Linked DNA regions of Homo sapiens: all the other regions are linked to region 1. A link is an interaction called in ENCODE POLR2A ChIA-PET data of the cell type or tissue named here. Cell type or tissue: MCF 10A. All regions are shown on one strand. Region 1 overlaps LOC124904517 (a long non-coding RNA gene). Region 2 overlaps LINC02257 (long intergenic non-protein coding RNA 2257). Region 3 overlaps LINC01655 (long intergenic non-protein coding RNA 1655). Region 4 holds the start of LINC01655 (long intergenic non-protein coding RNA 1655).

Evidence for each region. Peaks named below come from ENCODE experiments on the same cell type or tissue, not always from the same donor. Only the 100,000 strongest peaks of a DNase experiment are listed, where the experiment ranks them.
Region 2: POLR2A ChIA-PET joins it to region 1 with 11 read pairs; 3 of 35 experiments call an interaction of 5 or more read pairs at or near these places.
Region 3: POLR2A ChIA-PET joins it to region 1 with 46 read pairs; 2 of 35 experiments call an interaction of 5 or more read pairs at or near these places.
Region 4: POLR2A ChIA-PET joins it to region 1 with 38 read pairs; 3 of 35 experiments call an interaction of 5 or more read pairs at or near these places.

What each region holds. Positions count from the first base shown.
Region 1 is chr1:221,889,450-221,894,449 of GRCh38, reverse strand. All of the region lies in intron 2 of LOC124904517 (a long non-coding RNA gene), which reads right to left. Among named protein-coding and RNA genes, the nearest start is that of LINC01655, 51 kb to the right of the region's middle. In MCF 10A, a CTCF peak has its summit at 2,194; a DNase peak (open chromatin) is centred at 2,509.
Region 2 is chr1:221,959,509-221,964,508 of GRCh38, reverse strand. All of the region lies in intron 1 of LINC02257 (long intergenic non-protein coding RNA 2257), which reads left to right. Among named protein-coding and RNA genes, the nearest start is that of LINC02474, 4.4 kb to the left of the region's middle. In MCF 10A, no CTCF peak of the experiment used is centred here; a DNase peak (open chromatin) is centred at 2,638.
Region 3 is chr1:221,830,689-221,835,688 of GRCh38, reverse strand. It overlaps LINC01655 (long intergenic non-protein coding RNA 1655), which reads left to right. Exons shown (of 4, transcript NR_125989.1): 3 at 1,343-1,397. Among named protein-coding and RNA genes, the nearest start is that of LINC01655, 7.5 kb to the left of the region's middle. In MCF 10A, no CTCF peak of the experiment used is centred here; DNase peaks (open chromatin) are centred at 638 and 2,868.
Region 4 is chr1:221,837,869-221,842,868 of GRCh38, reverse strand. It overlaps LINC01655 (long intergenic non-protein coding RNA 1655), which reads left to right and starts at 2,203. Exons shown (of 4, transcript NR_125989.1): 1 at 2,203-2,333; 2 at 2,416-2,561. RefSeq lists enhancers at 3,003-3,052, 3,423-3,502, 2,319-3,518. In MCF 10A, no CTCF peak of the experiment used is centred here; a DNase peak (open chromatin) is centred at 2,868.

The DNA.
Region 1 (5,000 bases):
ATGTCTTTTGCCCACTTTTAAATTTTTTTTTTTGTTCTTTATAGATTCTGAATATTAGGTCTTTGTTGGATGCATAGTTTGTGAATACTTTCTCCCATTCCGTAGGTTGTCTGTTTACTCTGTTACTTCCTTTTGCTGTGCAGAATCTCCTTAATGTAATTAGTTCTCAGTTGTCAATTTTTGTTTTTGCTACAATTGCTTTTGAGGACTTAGCCATACATTATTTCCCAAGATTAATGCCCAGAATGGTGTTTTCTAGGTTTTCTTCTAGGATGCTTATAGTTTGAGGTCTTATATTTAAGTCTTTAATCCATCTGGAGTTAATTTTTATATATGATGAAAGGTAGGGGTCGAGTTTTATTCTTCTGCCTATGGCTAGCCAGCTGTCATAGAACCATTTATTGAATAGGGGAGTCCTTTCCTCATTGCTTATTTTTGCTGATGTCATCAAAGATCAGGCAAAGGTGTGCTGCAGGTATGCAACTTTATTTCTGGGTTCTCTATTCTGTTCCATTGGTCTATGTGTTTTTTGTTTGTTTGTTTTGTTGTTTTTGCTTTTTTGAGATGGAGTCTCACTCTGTTGCCCAGGCTGGAGTGCAGCGGCACCATCTCGGCTCACTGTAAGCTCCATCCCCTGGGTTCAAGCGATTCTCCTGCCTCAGCCTCCCCAGTAGCTGGGATTACAAGTGCCCACCATAACGCCTGGCTAATTTTTGTGTTTTTAGTGGAGATGGGGTTTCATCACATTGGCGGGGCTGGTCTCGAACTCCTGACCTCAAGCGATCTGCCCACCTTGGCCTCCCAAAGTGCTGGGATTAAAGGTGTGAGCCACCGCACCCAGCCTATAAGTTTGTTTTTGTACCAGTACCATGCTGTTTGGGTTATTATAGTCTTATAGGTTGAAATCAGATAATGTGATGCCTCCGGCTTTGTGTTTGTATAGGATTGCTTTGGCTATTTGGGCTCTTTTTCGGTTCCATATGAATTTTAGAATAGTTTTTTTTTTTTCTAATTCTGTGGAAAATGCCATTGGTAGTTTGACAGGAATAGCATTGAATCTGTAGATTGCTTTAGACAGTATAGCCATTTAATGATACTGATTCTTCCAATCCATGAGCATGGAATATTTTTCCATTTGTTCATGTCACGTATGATTTCTTTCATCAGTGTTTTGTAGTTCTCCTTGTGGAGATCTTTCACCTCCTTGGTTAGATGTATTCCTAGGTATTTTAATTTTTTGTGGGTATTGTAAATGGGATTGTGTCCTTGACTTGGCTCTCAACTTGGACATTATTGGTGTATAGAAATGCTACTGATTTTTGTACATTGATGTGTATCCTGAAACCTTCCTAAAGTTTATCAGTTCTAGGAGCCTTTTGGTGGTGTCTTTGGGGTTTTCTAGGTATAGAATCATATCAGCTGTGAAGAGAGAGAGTTTGACTCCCTGAAGAGGCATCCCTATTTGGATGCCTTTTATTTCTTTCTCTTGCCTGATTGGCCTGGCTAGCACTTCTAAATACTATGTTGAATAGGAGTGGTGAGAGTGGACATCTGTGTCTTGCTTCAGTTCTCAAGAGAAATACTTTCAGCTTTTCCCATTCAGTATAATGTTGGCTGTAGGTTTGCCATAGACAGCTCTGATTATTTTGAGGTATGCTCCTTCAATGCCTAGTTTGTTGAGGGGATTTCCTTTTAGAAAACTCAGAAACAGGTCCTGAGGCTGAAATCTTTGTCCCAGAGGTTCCCCCCACCCCACCCCTTCCTAATATCTTGTGACCCAAAGCTTCCTCACAGCTGGAACTAATGCTGCTATAAATGCCTAACTTCTGAGGCAGTTTAGATATAAAGAAATAATTTCACAGAAGTTACTAATGTGGAGGTTGTCACACTCAAGCTGAGAAGTCTCACACAACTGGAAATGTGTAGCTGATTCCCAGAGGCTTTGATACTGTTTGGGGCAGTCTCTAAGGCTAACCAGACCATTTGGATGTGCAGGATAAAATACCTCCTAGCTTAATAGAATGGACAGAACCTTGTTAGACTTCAGCAGGAATTTGGTCCTTCAACATGAGGAGCTTTCTCAGTTGGGCAGTGTGATGGTTAATTAGGAAGGCAGAGGTAATTACGGAGCTGACTTATTGGAATAGCAGCTGCTAAATGACAGATTTCTTGTTCATCAAGCATCCTGAAGGTGGTGTCTTGGTATTTAGCTTCTTCTTATGTGGATAAACAGAGACTAATATCTGGGGACACTACCTTGCCCACAATCTTGTTCCATCCTTTTTGGGATCTTATTTAATGTACAATGTTCAGTGGTTTAAGGTGAGAGCAGATCCATTCACTGGGCCTCATATACTTGAAGTTGTATGATTGTCAAACTTTCTGTCTGCTGGCAAGGCAGAGAGGGATAAGAGAAAGCTGATGAAAATATCATAATTCTGATTCAATTAGTCAGTCAGCCTGGTCAACAGAAAGATGCCTACAGATTTTAATTGGCCTCGGGGGAGGAGAACAGAATGTTCTAAGATGTCCTTGTTCACCCTGATATTGCATTATCTGGGCCACAGGGCAGCTGCAATCTTTCCCCCAGGGCTCAGGATGTCTGCCTAGAAATAAACTTCAAATTTAGTGTTAACCTTTTTACCACCATGTTGCTTCAAAACAGATATTCTTCAGTGGAGTTAGCTTTAGAGATGTAAAATCTGTCCCATTTCTAAGTAGGTCAATATTATTCCTAGAATACTAACCCCAGAGGACACTGATGTTGGGGGATGAGCAGTTCTATCTAAGCAGGGGGGTCAGAAATTTGGGTCTGTGTTCTCCTGCTAATTTCACCCATAATTCCAGAAACCAGTGCTTTCACTTCTCCATGCCTTGGAATCTCTGTCAATGAAACAGGAATGGCTGTGCTCTCTTGAAAAAATAATCTGCTTTGAAGTCATAAAATCCAAAGTACCAACCCTCACTTGTTCTAGGGGATGAAGGTGAAAAGGTTTCGTGATCAAATGACACTGTCATATTTTAAGAGCTTCTTTTCTACGTACATTTTCAAATCATGAAATTCATATGCTGTGTTAGGGTAAGCTAAGTTTTGCTGTGGCAATAAACTCCCAAATCCCAAAGGCTATTCCTCACTTTCCGAACAGTCTGATGCAGGTCAGGCTGCTCTCCTTGGTGGCTACCCTTCAACAGTGATGAGACATTTAGGCTGTTTCTATCTTGCACCTTTGCTGTTTCAGAGTTCTTTGTTTCCAGGCATAGTGGCAAGAGAGAGGGCATGTATGGAACTCACCACCCTTCTTTCCTACCTCAGACAGAAAGTGCCAAGCATTACTTTACTCACACACCTGCCTGTGAACCAGAGTTAGTCACATAACCCCATCATAAATACAAGGGAGGCTGAGAAGCATGAGGGAGCTTGTGGAATATTTGGGGAGTGCTGGTGTTTGTGCTACATATTCTAGGAGTGTTATTATTGTTTTATGTCCAACCCAGGCAAGGATTCAAAATGAAGAAACATTTATTCAACAAACTTACCAAGTACTACCAACTAGAGATATAAAGATAAATGAGACCCAGGTCCAGCCCAAATAATTCATAGCTGGGAGATGGGCATGGGGAAAGATGCAAACAAGGAAATTATTGGGAAATTCATAATTGCTTAGAGGTAAAAATGAAATGTGTGGGAAGACAGAGTAGGTAAGGCTCTACAAAAGAACTGACTTGAAAGATGGTCCTTAGGTTCTGGAAGGAGGACTAGGAGTTTACCAGATGGTGATGTTGGGGTGGATGGATTCCATAAGAAGGAAAAAGGAGCTTAGGGTCAGACTTCCTTTGTTTTCAAAGTCAACATGGGAGGCCCCTGCAGTCCACTGCACTAGGCCTGTGCTTCTTAAAAAAAAGTAAAAGTGAGTAGATGCTGAAGCCTCAATTTTACAGTTTCCAAATGAATAGTAAGAATAAAAAGGCTTGAAAAAGAAAGTAGATAAAATAAAGTCTTTGGAAACAGTAAGAGAAAGGCCTCGCAAATCATTCCCTGCCAGGCTGGCTCAGTAAAATTTTGGGTGGCACAAGTGGCCCTATCTGCTATCAAATTCAATTATTTTGCCAGCAAAGCTCTAAGAATGGTGATAGCTGCTTTTGCTGGAGGGTTTCTCTTATTCATTATTTACAACCCCATCATCCTGGAAAACTGATATTTTGGCCTAAAAAATTAGGATCCAAGGCCAAAAACATTATTTCCAGAAAATGACAGGACATATAGTAAAAACTTCTGGATGGTACAAGCTCCCCAAGGGCTTGGATGTCCACTTTTTGATATGGGGCCTTCTAGAAAAGGTTATTGGCCATAATACCTTACATTTGCATGGTATTTGAAAGATTGCAAAGCATTTTTAAGTATCCATTAAGTGAGTTAATTAAAAAAAAAAGAGAGACCAGTATTGAGAAGGGCATGGGAAACTGGTAGTTTTTTGCATTATTAGGAGAATAATGCATTATTAGGAGAATTGCTGCCCCCTTTTTGGAGAACATTTTGGCAATGCCTACTTTTTAACCTAGCAATCACACTTCTAGGATTTATCCTTGAACTATGTTTGCACTAAATCAAAAGCCCAACATGAGTTCATTTGCAGTATTTGAAATTTAAAAAGGTAGGGAGAAAACTTACTATCTATGAAGTGGGAATATCCAAATAATTCATTATGTACTAGAACTATAAAATGCTATACATCTTGAAAAATGAGAAAAATCTGATGCCTTGACATGGAAAGATGTCCATGAGGCTGCTTAATAAAAGTTCCAAGCACATGTGTGTGTGTGCTTGGCTTGCCCAAGCCCTGCACCTCCTAAATGACAGCACCGGATTCAAATCTAAATAATCTCAATTTAGGTCCTGGATGCTTTGCACTTTATTTCACTTCCAGCACCCATGGGGTAGGATCTGGACATGAATGAGACTTCCTACCAACCAGCTCCAGGAAGTTGGGAAAAAATAGAAA
Region 2 (5,000 bases), 70 kb before region 1:
CTGGAGTGCAGTGGCGCGATCTCGGCTCACTGCAAGCTCCGCCTCCCGGGTTCACGCCATTCTCCTGCCTCAGCCTCCCAAGTAGCTGGGACTACAGGCGCCCGCTACCACGCCCGGCTAATTTTTTTTTTGTATTTTTAGTAGAGATGGGGTTTCACCGTGTTAGCCAGGATGGTCTCGATCTCCTGACCTCGTGATCCGCCCGCCTCGGCCTCCCAAAGTGCTGGGATTACAGGCGTGAGCCACCGCGCCCGGCCGGCAATTTGATTTCTATGTCCTAATTTGTTCTCTGAGATAGGGTTTCCACTTGGCTTCTTAATAAGATTCATTTAGTAGTCTCTAATTTGGTTGGAGACATTTCTTTCATTTTAATTCTCAGGAGCATTCTTTCTAGACTATTGGGTATCTCAAATGGCTTAAAATGTCAGGTTTGGGCCACAGTAATGTATTCTCTGTTTTTTTTAATCAGAAAGTGGATGACACGTGTGTGCATGTCAGCAAACTCTCATTATTAAAAAGTTCCCTCTGTCCTTTAGTCTTTGACTGTCATGAGCAAGGAGACCTTTGGCCAGGGTAATAAAGATGACTAATGATGGGGCTCAGGACATACTACCCCAAATATGCCTTTTTGGCCTAAGGATTATTTTGAGCTATTTTGGGAAATAGCAAACACAGAGAAGCTTTGAAAACAAATTAGTTTTGAAAACAGTTATGATTTCATAAGATAAATTTACATCTGTAAAGAAAACCTCCATTGTAAGGGTGTCTCCTTTCTGCATCAGAAAGAAAAGAAGAACTAATTCCCTAGAGAAGGCATCAACTTAAATCTAGTTATCAAATATTATGCTTCTTTAACGGTGCTTTTCCTGGCCAACTTTTCTTTTTCTTTTTTTTTTTTTTTTTTTTTGAGACAGAGTCTTACTCTGTCACCCAGGCCAGAATGCAGTGGCATGATCTTGGCCCACTGCAACCTCTGCCTCCTGGGTTCAAGCAATTCTCCTGCCTCAGCCTCCTGAATAGCTGGGATTACCGGCAACCACCACCACGCCTGGCTAATTTTTGTATTTTTAGTAGAGATGGAGTTTCAACATGTTGGCCAGACTGGTCTCGAACTCCTGACCTTGTGATCTGCCTGCCTCAGCCTCTCAAAGTGCCGAGATTACAGGTGTGAGCCACCATGCCCAGCCATGGCCAACATTTCTTAATTGCATCATTCCCCTCAGCCTTCTCTCTTTGTTTCAGAGAAGGATAGTACTTAAGGGTGAGGTCTAGGATAATTCTTTGAGATCTGCTGCAGAGATTTACTCATTTCTCTGGGTTGTCTCCCATAGGTACACATTTTATCAGAATTCTGTTTGTTTTTCTCTTGTTAATTTGTCTTTTTTACAGAGAAGCTCAGAAAAAACTCATCAAGGTGAAAGAGAAAATTTATTGTTTTCTCCCCTACACTTTCTGGAACTTGGGCTCTGAGGCTGCTCTGGCTTAATCGGTCAAGCATCTGGGTCCTGGGTCTGAGTTCAAATCCTGATCCTTCTTGCTGTGCAAGCTTGGGAGAACGATCTCACCAACCTTGCACAGGTACTGCCCGTTTAAGATGTAGACCATAGTCCCTTTATTACAGGACCTTGTATGGATTAAATGAGTTACTGGGTGAAAAGCGCTGAGAAGAGTGCCTGTCACAGAGTAACTGCTGTTATTGCAAGTAAAGAATCAGAACTATGCTAAATTCACAGTCAGCCTGGGAAAAATGTCAAAAGGAGTGCACATGAATGGTCAATGGACCAAAGACCCTTAGATTTGATAAAGATATGAGCTTTGTGTCTTATTTCCTAATGTTAAGTAAAAATTATGAAAGGCTATTGTTTTGTATTAGGCCCCAACAGACCAGACTAAAAATCAAAATGGAGTCACCCATGCCAAAGTTCCATATCACCAAACTGAAAATAAGTTGTTATTTCATCTTCCCCAAAATCAGGACAGAGCAGTAACAGCCAATGTTCCAAGCAGACCAGTTTCCGTCTTTAATGAGCAGGATAACGAAGTTCCCTCTGTTTTAATCCTTACAACAAAAGTAACCCGACGTAACCTGATGCTAACAAATCTGTTATTTCTCTATTGTTCTGTTTCCTTGTTCTCACCTTGTAAGGGAGGTAACTTTCAAAGGACGAGTCCACATTTTGTTCTTTGCTTCTGGTTTCTTCAACCCCCTCTGTCTATAAAATGAATCCCCTCTGCTCAACTCTTTGGGACACTTATTCTATTTTATGGAATGAGACATTGCCCAATCCTAGAATTGCAATAAAGCTAGTCGAGATCTTCAAACTAAACGTGTAATTTTGTCCTTTGGCAAATCTGGTGACCACAAAGGAAACTGAAGGAGACTGCTGAAAACCCTGAGACCTTCTGAGAAACATAGGAAAAATGCTGTAGTCCCTTTTGGAGGGGCGGGGGTGAAGGGGTTCCTCTGTCTTTCTCATGGAGCTCCAGGAGTCATAAGTAAGTTCCTCTCAGGTTGGAGCTCTGTTGTCTTTTGCATTTGAGCTCCCTAATATCTTTGGCCTTTGGGGTACAAAGGGTTAGTTTATATAGTGAAAGAGCACTTGACTGTGTGTTACCAAGGGTTGCTTTGTGCTGTGGCAGGGCACATGACCTTTCGGTTTGTGGTGACTGATGAGTCACTGGCAAAAAAGCTGCAGTTTTTAAGGTAACTGATGGCAGTTACAATAAGTAGTTATTACTGAAGGGGGGCTCTTTATTTTTTTCTCTTCTTATATGCTGAGGTCTTATAGCTAAAGCCATGTCAGCTCTAAGAGACCCAAGATCATACATAAAAATGGGATCCTTAATTTATAAATATCTGAGTACTTCGCCTTCTGGTGTACTTGCCTTTTTCATGTCTAGGAGCTATGACCTTGGAAGCTGCAAATATTTACAAAAGTGGCAAAATCTTACTAAAGATAATTCAGAATTACAGGGCCATTATATGGAACATTCCAGATGAATAAGGCTGTTCATTTGACAAGCATACTTAAATCTCAAGTCTCTCAAATTTAGCAGAGAGAATGTCATTCTAATTATTAATAGCATTCAGAAGCCTCAAAGAGACAGAATTCTAACTTTTTTTAAATTAATTGTGAAGAACTAATAAAAAGCTAAAAAGGCTGGGTGCAGTGGCTCATGCCTGTAATCCCAGCACTTTGGGAGGCCGAGGTGGGCGGATCACGAGGTCAGGAGTTTGAGACAAGCCTGGCCAATATGGTGAAACCCTGTCTCTACTAAAAATACAAAAATTAGCTGGGCATAGTGACATGCGCCTGTAGTCCCTGCTACTCAGGAGGCTGAGGCAGGAGAATCACTTGAACTCGGGAGGCAGAGGTTGCAGTGAGCCAAGATCGCACCCCTTCACTCTGGCCTGGGCGACAGAGCGAGACGCCATCACACACATACAAAAAAGCTAAAAATGCAAGATATCATCCACATCAAGAACAGTAAAACTGACAGAATTCCTACTGCTCCTCTCTATCCCACTTTGCCTGAGTATTTAGTCTACTAACTCTCAGTCTGACTTGGCTTTCTCCTCTGAAAACAAAACAAAACAAAACAAAATAAAACCACAATTAAACAGTTTGCTTAAAGCCACTCAAAAATTCAGGAAATAATCCCAGAGTGACTTACACTCCCTAGGTGATAATAGAACTCAGCGCCATAGTTAAAAATTTTGCTAAATCTAGGGAAGGCCTTCAAAAGGTTTCTGAAGAATTCAAGGTCTTAATTGAAATTTATGACCTCAAGATATTTGATCTTTACCAATTAATTCACATACTAGTGAAAACTGGTGAAGCCCAGAAATGGATAAAAGAGGCAGAATGGTATTACTGGACAAGCTCCTACCTGGTCCATGTATAGGCCTAACAAAACCTGAAAAATCACAATTGAGCATTTGAAAGCCATTTCCAATGTGTTTCAGCTCCACGCCAACCAACAACCTAGAATGGCCTTTGGGTCTACCCCAGAGCACTTCTTCAACAAGCAACCCCTAAAACAGCAGTTGCTATTGGTGCAAACAACCAGGACATTGGAAAAGAGGCTACTCCCAAAATTTCAAGGAAAGTCCCTAAAAACAGCCTTTTCACTCCCTGATAATTTCCATGTTAACTATCAGGATTGATGGGCCTTAGAGGGAGCTGCTCTAACCTTCTACCGGTTGTTATCCAATCTAGGTAGACACCAGAGCCACTATTTCCATTTTCAACCCCACTATTATAGGACAACCACTCCTTTGGATAAAGAAGAAAATTTATATTGTAGGGAATATGAAATCAAGTTCTATTCTTGAATCCAGGCATAGAAAATGCCTTTTTGCCATGTTAGTTACAGGGCTTCATCCTGAAGTCAGTAATCTAACTAACAAGTAAGATAAATTCAAAAGACTACCTATCAACTATATGGTCCAAAAAATTCAACTTTTGACATTTGACTGGCTATTTTGAAACTTTTTGTAAAAGATATTTATCTCTATAATGAAAACCTCCATTTGTAAGGGCCTGTCCCTCTATTCACCTAAACCCCTAAAAACTTTACAATGGTGAAGACATGGGTATAAAGTTTACATAATAAACCTTACCTTTAAGGTGCTTTTCCTGGCCATTTTGTCTCAACTGGACCTATATCTATGCTGTTCTTTGTCTGGGGAAGTAATGGTGTTGAGATCTAAGTTCTGTGCCTTTGAGATATAAATTTTCTACTTTGTTTTACCTAAGAGTCGTGTCTTCGAAAGTGCAAATTTAGGGTTGCCTAATTATTATTTAGGGCAATGAAACAGATGATTGGGAGATTTATGGTATAAAATGGAGAGAGAAACTATTTTAACATTGAGAAATAAATAATCTTATAAAAGCTATAAGACCTGCTTCTGTCTGTGTGTCTATATGTTCATATGGGTTATGTGTATGTGATATTTCTCTCTGAAAATATATTAACGAGCTGTAATTAATAGCTTA
Region 3 (5,000 bases), 59 kb after region 1:
TCTACATTTTTAGCAGGTGCCTAATTCTGATGCTGGTGGTCCAGGGATGATTTTGAGAGAGATTTGCCTACACCTTAACTGTTACAGTGGACACAGTTCAGATTGAGTCAAATAGTGAGAATAACGCAGCCCTCATAGTTCCCATTGTTCCATTGTCTCTCCTGAGAAGTCCACATTTCTGGGTGGGATCATTGTGAGCCAAGTTGGGAAAGGCAGGGAGATTTCTGAACCAAGCCCTGGAATCTGTGGGAGGGCTCTGGTAGCCAGAAAAGTAGAATTACAGAGCATCAGAGTATGTGACATAGAGTTTCTCAACACCTCATCGATTTATGCTGGCACAGTTTACCTATAGCCGAGGGCCCCTGAAGTTTATTTGTATTGATTGCAACATCACTCACAGAATGGGGAGATGTAATAGATGGCATATGCTCGAACATGAAGTTGAAGAGTGGGATCTATGCAAGCCAGCCATGCATGCCACTGGTCTCCCCAATGGTTGTTACTAACACAGTGTGAAAAGGAGGCACTTGGCCAAAGAGAAAAGAATCAGAAAATGAACTGGTGTTAGGGAAACAACAAGCACCAATCAGGCATGCAGAGAAAACCCAAAACCTACTTGCATCTTGAAGTCCTATGGACAGAAGCCTGTCCTGTTTTGCAAGTATCAGGTGTATTCCTGGAAGATGACTATTTCAGGTATTTGGAGTAATACTTGTTTAGGTAACAGGGCAGACAGCAGAGGTGGTTGAAGAAGAACAATGCCTCTTCTGGGAACTGCAACCTCCTGCTGTTTGTCTGTTTCCCTTCTTAGCATAGTAACTCAGAAGGTAGAGGGGCCAGCTCAGATTCTCCTTCACAAGGACATGCTGTAGATGTCAGGCCCCACCACTAGTGCCTGCCTTGAAGGTCTTCAAGCAAGAATCTGGTCATAGACATCCCCTTAAAGAAAATCTAATTTAAATCCTCTGCTATTGCTAAATGATGTGCCAGAAGAGATTACCCAAATAAACTAATTTGCAATGACTTGAATGAAGTACACGTTCCCCTGGCATTCTGCTTCCCACCATAGCACGCCTAGGTGTGATATGCTATTAATCCCTTGGTAGCTCTAGAAGAAGAAGATGGGCTGTAGTATCTAAACCCTGGATTCAAATCTTGGCTCTGTCACCTGCTTTGGAAGGGTTATTTAACTATTCTGATTATTTGTTTCTTAACAAAACTGAAAAAGTCTGGGAACCTCATAAGAAGATGAAATATTTCATCGTATTGATGTATCTAATCATAACACAGCAGCTGTTATAAAGGTGTCAAATGAGAGTGGTCATTCTTCTTACTCTTCTAGATGCTCCAGTGAAGCCCCATATCACCTTTTTCCTTCCTGTTTGCCATAGCTCCAGGTAAGAGACACTGTAGTCAAAATGACAATTTTGATTTCAATCTTGAAATGTGCAGCCTAAATATAAAGCTCATCTATTTGGTTTGAGGTTCAGAGACCTGAGCAATTCATTCTGAGAGATCCAGGTTCTAAAGTAACTTGATCCCTGCACAGGAAACAGTCTCAACAATGACCTTGTCATCTCCCATTCATTCTAATTTCCTGGGCACCAAAGACTTCTACTACCTCAGTGGAGAGTCAGATCAGAAGCTATAGACTCCATCCACTAAAACTCAATGGCCCTCTCCCAGCCTGCCCCCTGTCTCAGGTGAATCCAGGCAGCCTGTGAGAAGATGAAACTCCCCTGCATGAATTTTTTTGGTGAGAAGTTTTAAAATCACTAATTCAATCTATTTACTTGGGTGTTGTGCCATGTGTAACACTTAGAATCATCCCTGGTGCTCTCCTCTTATGTATTTCCTGCATGAATATGAAAACATCCTGAATCTACTGAACTTAATCCCTCAAACCTGCCATTTCACCAATGACCTACCCTAAATCACTAGCTGGGCCCATTTGACACTCATGAGCCTAGATTATTTTTCACCTAACTCTACTAGCAAAGAACTTGTGTCCTGTGACTAGCTATTGGCATTGACATTCCTCCATCCATCCATAGTAATATACATATTATTGGGTTCACTAACACTACATGTTAGTGCCCTCTTAAATCTGGAAGTACTTGGGTGAGTATGAGGAAATTTGGTCTATTGAAAGAAGCATTGAAGTGTTGGATTGAGGATTAAGCACTTGACCTTGGTAGCCTATATCTGTCCCCAAATAGCCAGTGTCCCTGTGGAAGGTAGACTCCATCCAACTCCAAACCAAGCCCCTGGAAATGCATCCCTTGTTCTTATTGGTGGTAACAGGCACCTCCTTGAACCTCTCCCCAGCCTGGCCTCTCAAAGCACCAAACAAACCTGAAATTGTCTCAGGGGAGCCCCTGTCTCTCTGACACCAGGGTATTAAGAAATTGGACAGAAGCCCCACTAAGCAGAGTCAAATGTAACTCTCAGCCTAAACCTGATAGTCTCTTTCTTCCCACCCAGATACAAGGTACCTTGACAACAATCCTTTAAAAATCAAATAAAGTCCCCCTTGTTCTGTGTTGATTTTTAAATTTTCACAGATTTCTCCTTTTGCTAAAGCCAAATGTAGCTGCACAACTGCTTTTACGTTCTTTGCAAAAAAGCTATTATATTAAAAAGAAAATGAGAACGCTAGGCTGTGCTGCCCAGTGGCTCCTAATGCCTGCATTACACAGACAGAAAACTGGGATTGGATCCTGCCCATTTTTCCTAAGGGGATGATGGTATAGAATCTGTTTAGTCAAGAGCAGAGGGTAAGAGAGGATAACATTTTTCTCCAAACAAAGGAAGGGCATGTATCCGCCAAAGGTTCCTGCAGCCAGGCCTAGGAATATCACCAGTGACCTGGCTTGCTTCCAGTGGGCCTGTTTGGTTTTGTCCTAGCATAGAACATAAACAGCATCCCATAGTCTAGGACAGCCAGAGGCTAAAGTGCCTGAGAGATTCTCAACCCTTTCTGTAACTATACATTTATTTTAAGTTCACTCCATGGACCTCCTCTAAACCCATAATTTTAACCTGAGTATCTTTTCTACTCGTTTTGTAGGTTTATATGTCACTGCTGTTTTATGCTACAAAGTTAATTTTCCTTTAATTCTCTTTATGTCATGATGAATTACTTACATTTAGGATCACTGTGTTTTTCTTTCTTTAGACAGAGACAGAGCACCTTAAGTAGTTATTCATAACATTGGGACCAAACTTTGGTAGTTTTCCTTTCTGACATCACAACTTGGTTCAGATTAACAAAGCAGTGGTCCCTGCCTCAGAAAGATGATTAAATTCCCAATGACAGCAAAGTTCACACAAAGCAGGTCTAACAAGAAGCCACAGTGTCTAGCGGCAGCCTGCAGTTATATGTGACAGGAAGCAAGGAGAGGGCTGGAAACTCCAGCTGGAGCAGTGCCTGACATGCCTTTACAGCCAGAAGTCTTTCATGTTTATTGATGCTAAGGAAACAATTATAATTAGTTATGGCTAACTAGGCAACATGAAATACCTTTCCATTTATTCTTAATTCTGTTTCTGCTCTTACTACCACCACCACTACCATTGATAGAAACTCTATGGAAAGAGGAAGAAGGGAGAGTCTGTGGGTAGAGGGAGGGATGGAGGATATTGGGCAGGTTGGAGCTAATGAAGGTAGTCTGAGGAACATCACACTATCAACAGTCTGTTCAGAAGGGAAAGTGATGACAACAGTGAGGACCTTTGTGGAGTGCTTGCTCTATGCTGGGCCCTGTTGTAGGTTCATTACCTGTATTATTTCACTAAATCTTCACTACAACACTATCAGGTAGGAACCATTATGATCCCTTAGAGTAAATGGATTGCTGCCACATTGCATGTAAAAGGGTGATGTTACATATACAAAGTAATATTGCATACAGATTGAAATCACATGTAAATTAAGATTGATATTGCATGTATGCAGATCATAGGTAGAAGGATGCATTGGAATCAAGGCCGTTTGTCAAGATGGCAGCACTCATTGGAAACTCTTCTTTCCTAGGGGTTACTATTTAAACCAGTGGCCTAGTTTAGAAAGTAACTTTGTGCCTCTTGGAAAAGGAGTTGGGAACAAAAGGAACTAGTTGCTCGTAGGAAAAAAGCAAACACAGAGAGGTTCTGAGATCTGCCCAGAAGGGGATCTGAAATCAAGACTAAGTGTGTAGTCCTTCACGAAGCAGCAGGCAAGGCTCATCTTAGGAGGAAGAAGAGGAAGCCATCATCTATGTGTCACAGGTGCTGAGGTGTAGGAGACCCCAACCCTCCAATCATCTTCCCTATTTAATTTGCTAATAATGCGTCAACATAGTAGACCCTGGCACACATTAGGAACTCAATAAATGTTACTTTTCTTATTTATTGGGTAAGATCCAAGTGCTTTATCCGTGAAGTACACCTTTCTGTAAATTTAGTTATACTGTCCATTCTCAAGAATTGATTTTAGGGCTGGGCACGGTGGCTCATGCCTCTAATAACAGCATTTTGGGAAGCCAAGGCTAGGAGTTTGGGACCAGCCTGGGCAACATAGTGAGACCTCATCTCTAAAAATGTTTAAAAAGTAGCTGGGCGTGGTGGTGGGTGCCCATAGTCCTAGCTACTAGGGAGGCTGAGATGGGAGGATCCCTTGAGCCCAAGAGCTTGAGGCTGCAGTGAGTTATAATTGCAAAACTGCACTGCAGCCTGAGTGACAGAACAAGACTCCAACTCACACACACACAACAAAGTTTTTGCTAAACAGAAGAGAGATTTTGGGGATATCTGGCAATAAAAGGAGAAAATACTCCAGGGGAGATGGATATGGGAAGGACAGAGTGGGACACCTAAGAGAAGCCCCACATGATTTTCCCAATATTGCCTGGGCAGCCCTAGGAGCTGAGGGATGGGACAAGGAGATACCAGCAGCCTGCAGAAAGCTGCAGAGCTGAACTTGCACACACACCATCCACGGACACCTGAATGCAGCCCAT
Region 4 (5,000 bases), 52 kb after region 1:
CACACTGTCTGGAGGGGGCTGGGGCAAACTTTATTTGCTAAAAAGATTTAAAAATGTTTTACATTAGTTTTCAAGCTATCAGAAAATTAAATGCAAATATAGATTTCAATGCATGCTTAATTGTTATATACAAACTTTTATGCGATAAAATGTTTTTCTTCTGAATTAGTTCTGGCAGGATTTGGAGAGCACAGGTTTCTAGCTTGACTTATAGTGAGGGATGTGTAAAAGACAGCAGAGGAGGTAAGGATGTAGGGACAAGAGGCGCCAGATGCAGGGAACACTTCAGTGCCTGAGTAAAGAGATGGGACCTACGGGCTGCCTTTATGGAACATATAACTAAACAGCAGCAGGTCAAGTGTCATCAATAGAGATCCCTATATCAGGGTCCTGTCTATACCACCAAGTCATTTCTGCAGAGTCAGACATCAATGGAACCTTTAGAGATGAAATATTTTAAGTACAAGAACACAATTCACTATTGAAAAGATTCCCTTGATAGAGAAAAGAATCCTTACTAAAACGATACTATCTCATTCAATGTACTGGCCCAAGAGGCTCAGATTTGTGAGTGTATCAGTGGAAGGGCCTTGTAGTCTTGAATAGACTTTCTAGAAACCATAAAACTGAGCTTGTGGGCTGGTGATCCACCATCATAATCAATCCATCAATCTTCATGGTGCCAGCACTGTGCTCTGGGTGTTGAAGTTTCCCCAAATATGCCAGGCATCTGCCTGCCTTAGGACTTGACTCTGACTTTCCTTTCTGCCTGGAACACTCTGCTTCTGGGTATTCACTCCTCACTCCCTTGACCCCCAACTTAAATCTTTTCCCTAGTCTGGTTGACTTGGATTAACTTACTTTAAATTGCAACCATCCTGTGGCCTGCAATCCAGATCCTTCTTACTCTGCTCTACTCCTTCCTCTTCCCAAAGCACTTAACACCCTCTAAAATACGACACACTTTACTCACTTACTATGCTTATTGTTTACTGTTGTCTCTTAGGAATCCGGGCTTTGTTTAGTTGGTTCATTGACATATCCTCAGCATTGGGATCAGTGCCCAGCACATTGTAGATCCTCAATAAATATTTCTGGAGTGGAGGAATCAATGCCTGGTTTCTAGAGTTTCTGCAGTTAACACAAAATCTTTATAATGTTTCATTTTCCAGCTCATCCTTTGGGTGCCACACCCATGATGCTGCATGATGGACGTGTGTTCATGACTTGCAGCTGCTCCCTCATGGGGTAGCATAAAGATGCATAGGACTTAGGGTCCAGTTCCAGCCTTGCCGACTGTGTGGTCTTGGGCCTCAGTTTCCTCATCACTACAATAAATTCCTTAGAGGGTTTCTGAGAGGAAGAATGAGGTGACATAAGTGAAAGTATTTGTACACCATAAAATAGGATACAGCTGTTTTCCTGTTGAGAAATACACAGAACTTTGGGCTGCAGTTTTCACTGTTCATAAAATTTTCTGGCCTGGCTTGCTCATTCACTTCTCAGCTAGTTGTCAGTCATCATTGGAGTGGACCTCCACTGATGATCTGCTATGTGACTAGAACTCTCCTAGGCAATTACACATATTATCTCCTCACTTAACAAATCTACCTTTGTTACCCCACTTTACAGGTGAAAGAGAGAAGACTCATGAATTGTCAAAGCCACCTGGGTAGTGAATGTCAGGGCTGAGACCCAGATCCTCGACTGTCTGACATGATCGTATTCTTTCGTACTGCCTGTTTCACTGCTCTCTCTCCATAGCAACATGTCCCATCCCTCTCCCTACTCCAGTCTCCTACCCAGTCCCCCACTCTCTCACACTCACACACATATGTACATATACACCCTGCCCCATGACCTGGAGCAATGTGTATCTTGAAGAATCAGCAACCCTCAGCACTCAGATCACTGCCCAGCCTCAGCATCTCAGCTCATCTTGTCTTTTGTTTGTTTGTTTGTTTTGTTTTTTCACTTTAACCTCATTAAGGGTCAGCAAAGGATCACTTAAATTTTGAGTTATGCTCTGTCACATATTATGGGGTAAAGGTTGCATCATAATAATATTTTGGAGAGTCTTAGAGACCTCTGGACTATCCCATGTGAATTATGAGGTCATAGTACATATCCTGCAGGCTTTCAACCTTGACCAGAGGTTTTCATAATGAATGCAGCATCCCTGGGGAGTGATCTGAAGCTGGCGAGGCAATGAGAACACCCTGGCAGGGCAGCTGAGCTGGGTGGATCCTTGTTCTGTCACCAAGCCTTTAAGTCATATGCTGACATGTTACAGTCCTGCCTGGGACCCTGCCCACAAATACTTAAGATACACGGTGAGCTCACAGTCTGCTTGTCTGAGGTGGGAGAAATCATCTGTTCCATTCTTAAATTCCTCCTTTCTCTTTCTTTCCCCAGACTTTGGGAATCACCCAACTGATGGAAAGAACCAGGAAAGGGGTCAGGATCTGCACCTTGGCAAACTTTGAAGAACACCCAATTTGATGAATGAAAACTCCTCACTTGTGCTCTGGTGGTGTTTTAGGACAATGGGCCCCTCCTGGGTAATAGTTATTGATGCAGTCTCTATCAGTAACCACCCCAAGTTTGAGATCCTTTACAAGGGAAGGTCATATTTCCAAAACTGAAACCTTGACCAAGTATCCCAGAGAGATAGGAAGGAGATACCACTCAAGTGTGTCATGGGCCTGTCCCAGGGCCTGGGAGTCAGCAGTTGGTGGCCTGGGATCCAAGGGTTAACAGCATGACCTGTTCTGGCTGGCACCAGTCACATGGTGTGCCCAACCTCACTGTTATTATCTGTTTCGGGTGAGTCACTGAGAACACAGACAGGAAAGACCCATGAACTTAGCTAGTTTCGCCCCAGGGTGTGAGACTCCACACAACTGAGTCTGGGCCACTGGCAGTGACTCATGGCGGGCCTCATGGGATTGCTGACGCAAGGTTGGAAGGGCACGTGGTTCTTCCCCCCACCGCTGGGTAGAATCCCCGCCAAAACATCCAGGCTGGAAATCCATCTTGGTCCTTGGGGAGAGAGAAAATAAAAAAGAATCATTTCTGATACTATAGCAAAGTATACAGGTGGATTTGGCAGGTCCAACTGACGAGTCTTCCACATTCTGAAAGAATTGGCTTTCTCACAATGTTAGAGTCTCTAGGAGTACTGGGGAGTGCAAATTCAACTGTTATAACTGGCATATGCAGAGAAAACGGCCCTCCTATCTCTTTTCTATGACTTGTGATGTCTTCCTCCTACTCCTGACCATCCTCTTTGGGCCCCTGGGGGTTCCTGGCTGATTTAGCCTCACCTGAGCTCTTGGTGTCACTAGAGACAATCAGTGTGGCTGTGAGTCCCATTCATTCACTTCCTGACCAGGCTATCACTCTGCCCTGTTCTACCTTTGCTGTTGGAGTTCAGGACAGGCTGCTCCAAAATATGGCCCCTTGGCATTTTAGAAAACAGCAGAAGCAGTAAGGACACTCTCTGACCTCCTCTTGCCCTTCTCCCCTAAAGCAGACTATCAAACCTAGACAGAATTTTCTGACCACCTGAAAGAGACCACAAGATCCTCATTCAAGAGGTGCCTTCAGGCCGGGTGCAGTGGCTCATGCCTGTAATCCCAGCGCTTTGGGAGGCCGAGGTGGGCAGATCATGAGGTCAGGAGATCGAGACCATCCTGGCTAACAAGGTGAAACCCCTGTCTCTACTAAAAACACAAAAAATTAGCCAGGCGTGGTGGCACACACCTGTAGTCCCAGCTACTTGGGAGGCTGAGGCAGGAGAATCACTTGAACCCGGGAGGCAGAGGTTGAAGTGAGCTGAGATCACACCACTGCACTCCAGCCTGGGTGACAGAAAGAGACTCAGTCTCAAAAAAAAAAAAAGGTGCCATCTCTATACCTAGAGGAAAGGAACATCCTTATCCTCAAAGACACAGAGGCCAGGAAGAATCTGAACAAGGAGGTCTTGCTAAGTTCCCCCAAGGTTGTTACCATCAGATCACACCTTTTTGTCCTCCAATCATATTTCTCCATGACTATCCACTCTTCATCAACCCAAGCATAAAAATAAACAAGCTTCTCTCTTTCTTTGGGTCTTCGTTTCCAAAGGCTTCCATCCACATAAAACTTACATTAATACATTTGTATACCTTTCTCTTGTAAATCTGTCTTTCGTAAGGGGCACCTTACCCATGAACCTAGCGATGGATGTGCAAAGAAAAGGAACCTTTCCTCCCCTCCACCGGTGAGCTGGACTCTCAGCCACATTTAGGTCCTGACTCAGGCACACAGGGACCCAGGGAACCTCACGAGAGTTAAATCTCAAGAACTCCCATTCTGCTGCCCACCTGCTATACACAAATGGGGTCTCAAAATGGGGAACAAAGTCAAGAGCCACTATCTGCCCTTGGTGTTTCTTTTATTTATCATCATTTTCTCTTCTTGATGAATTTCTATTGCCATTCATTCAAAAGACCTATTAAGTACCTGCTATTTGACAGGCTTAACTGTGACCTCATCCAGGAAGTTTTCCAAAAACTTCCTGAAATGTCTCTTCCTGCTCTGTCTTTCCAGGGCACTTTATTCCTACCTCCTATTCTGCCTCTCACATATATTGCAGGGATCTGTCACTCCCCTGTTCTGTAGACCTCCCATGTTCCTGCTCGAAAGGAGAAGCAGTCTTATTCAGCTTCTCGCCACCAGCGCTTGACACTCTGAATGTCTGTTGATAAAAAATGAATAACGAAAGGAAACAGAGGCGCAAACTTAAGTATAGAAACTCTTCATACTCAGAGAGGCAGCATGGTTTTGTGGTTCAGGGCACAGGCTCTGAAGTCAGACCGCCTTGGTTTTAATCCTGGCTGTAAGATTTAGCAGGAGTATGAGCCTAGGCAAGTTATTTAACTGCCGTGTGCCTCACCTTCCACATTTGAAAAGCGGCAATAATAAGTACCTGCCTCATAGTGTGCTCGTGTGGATTA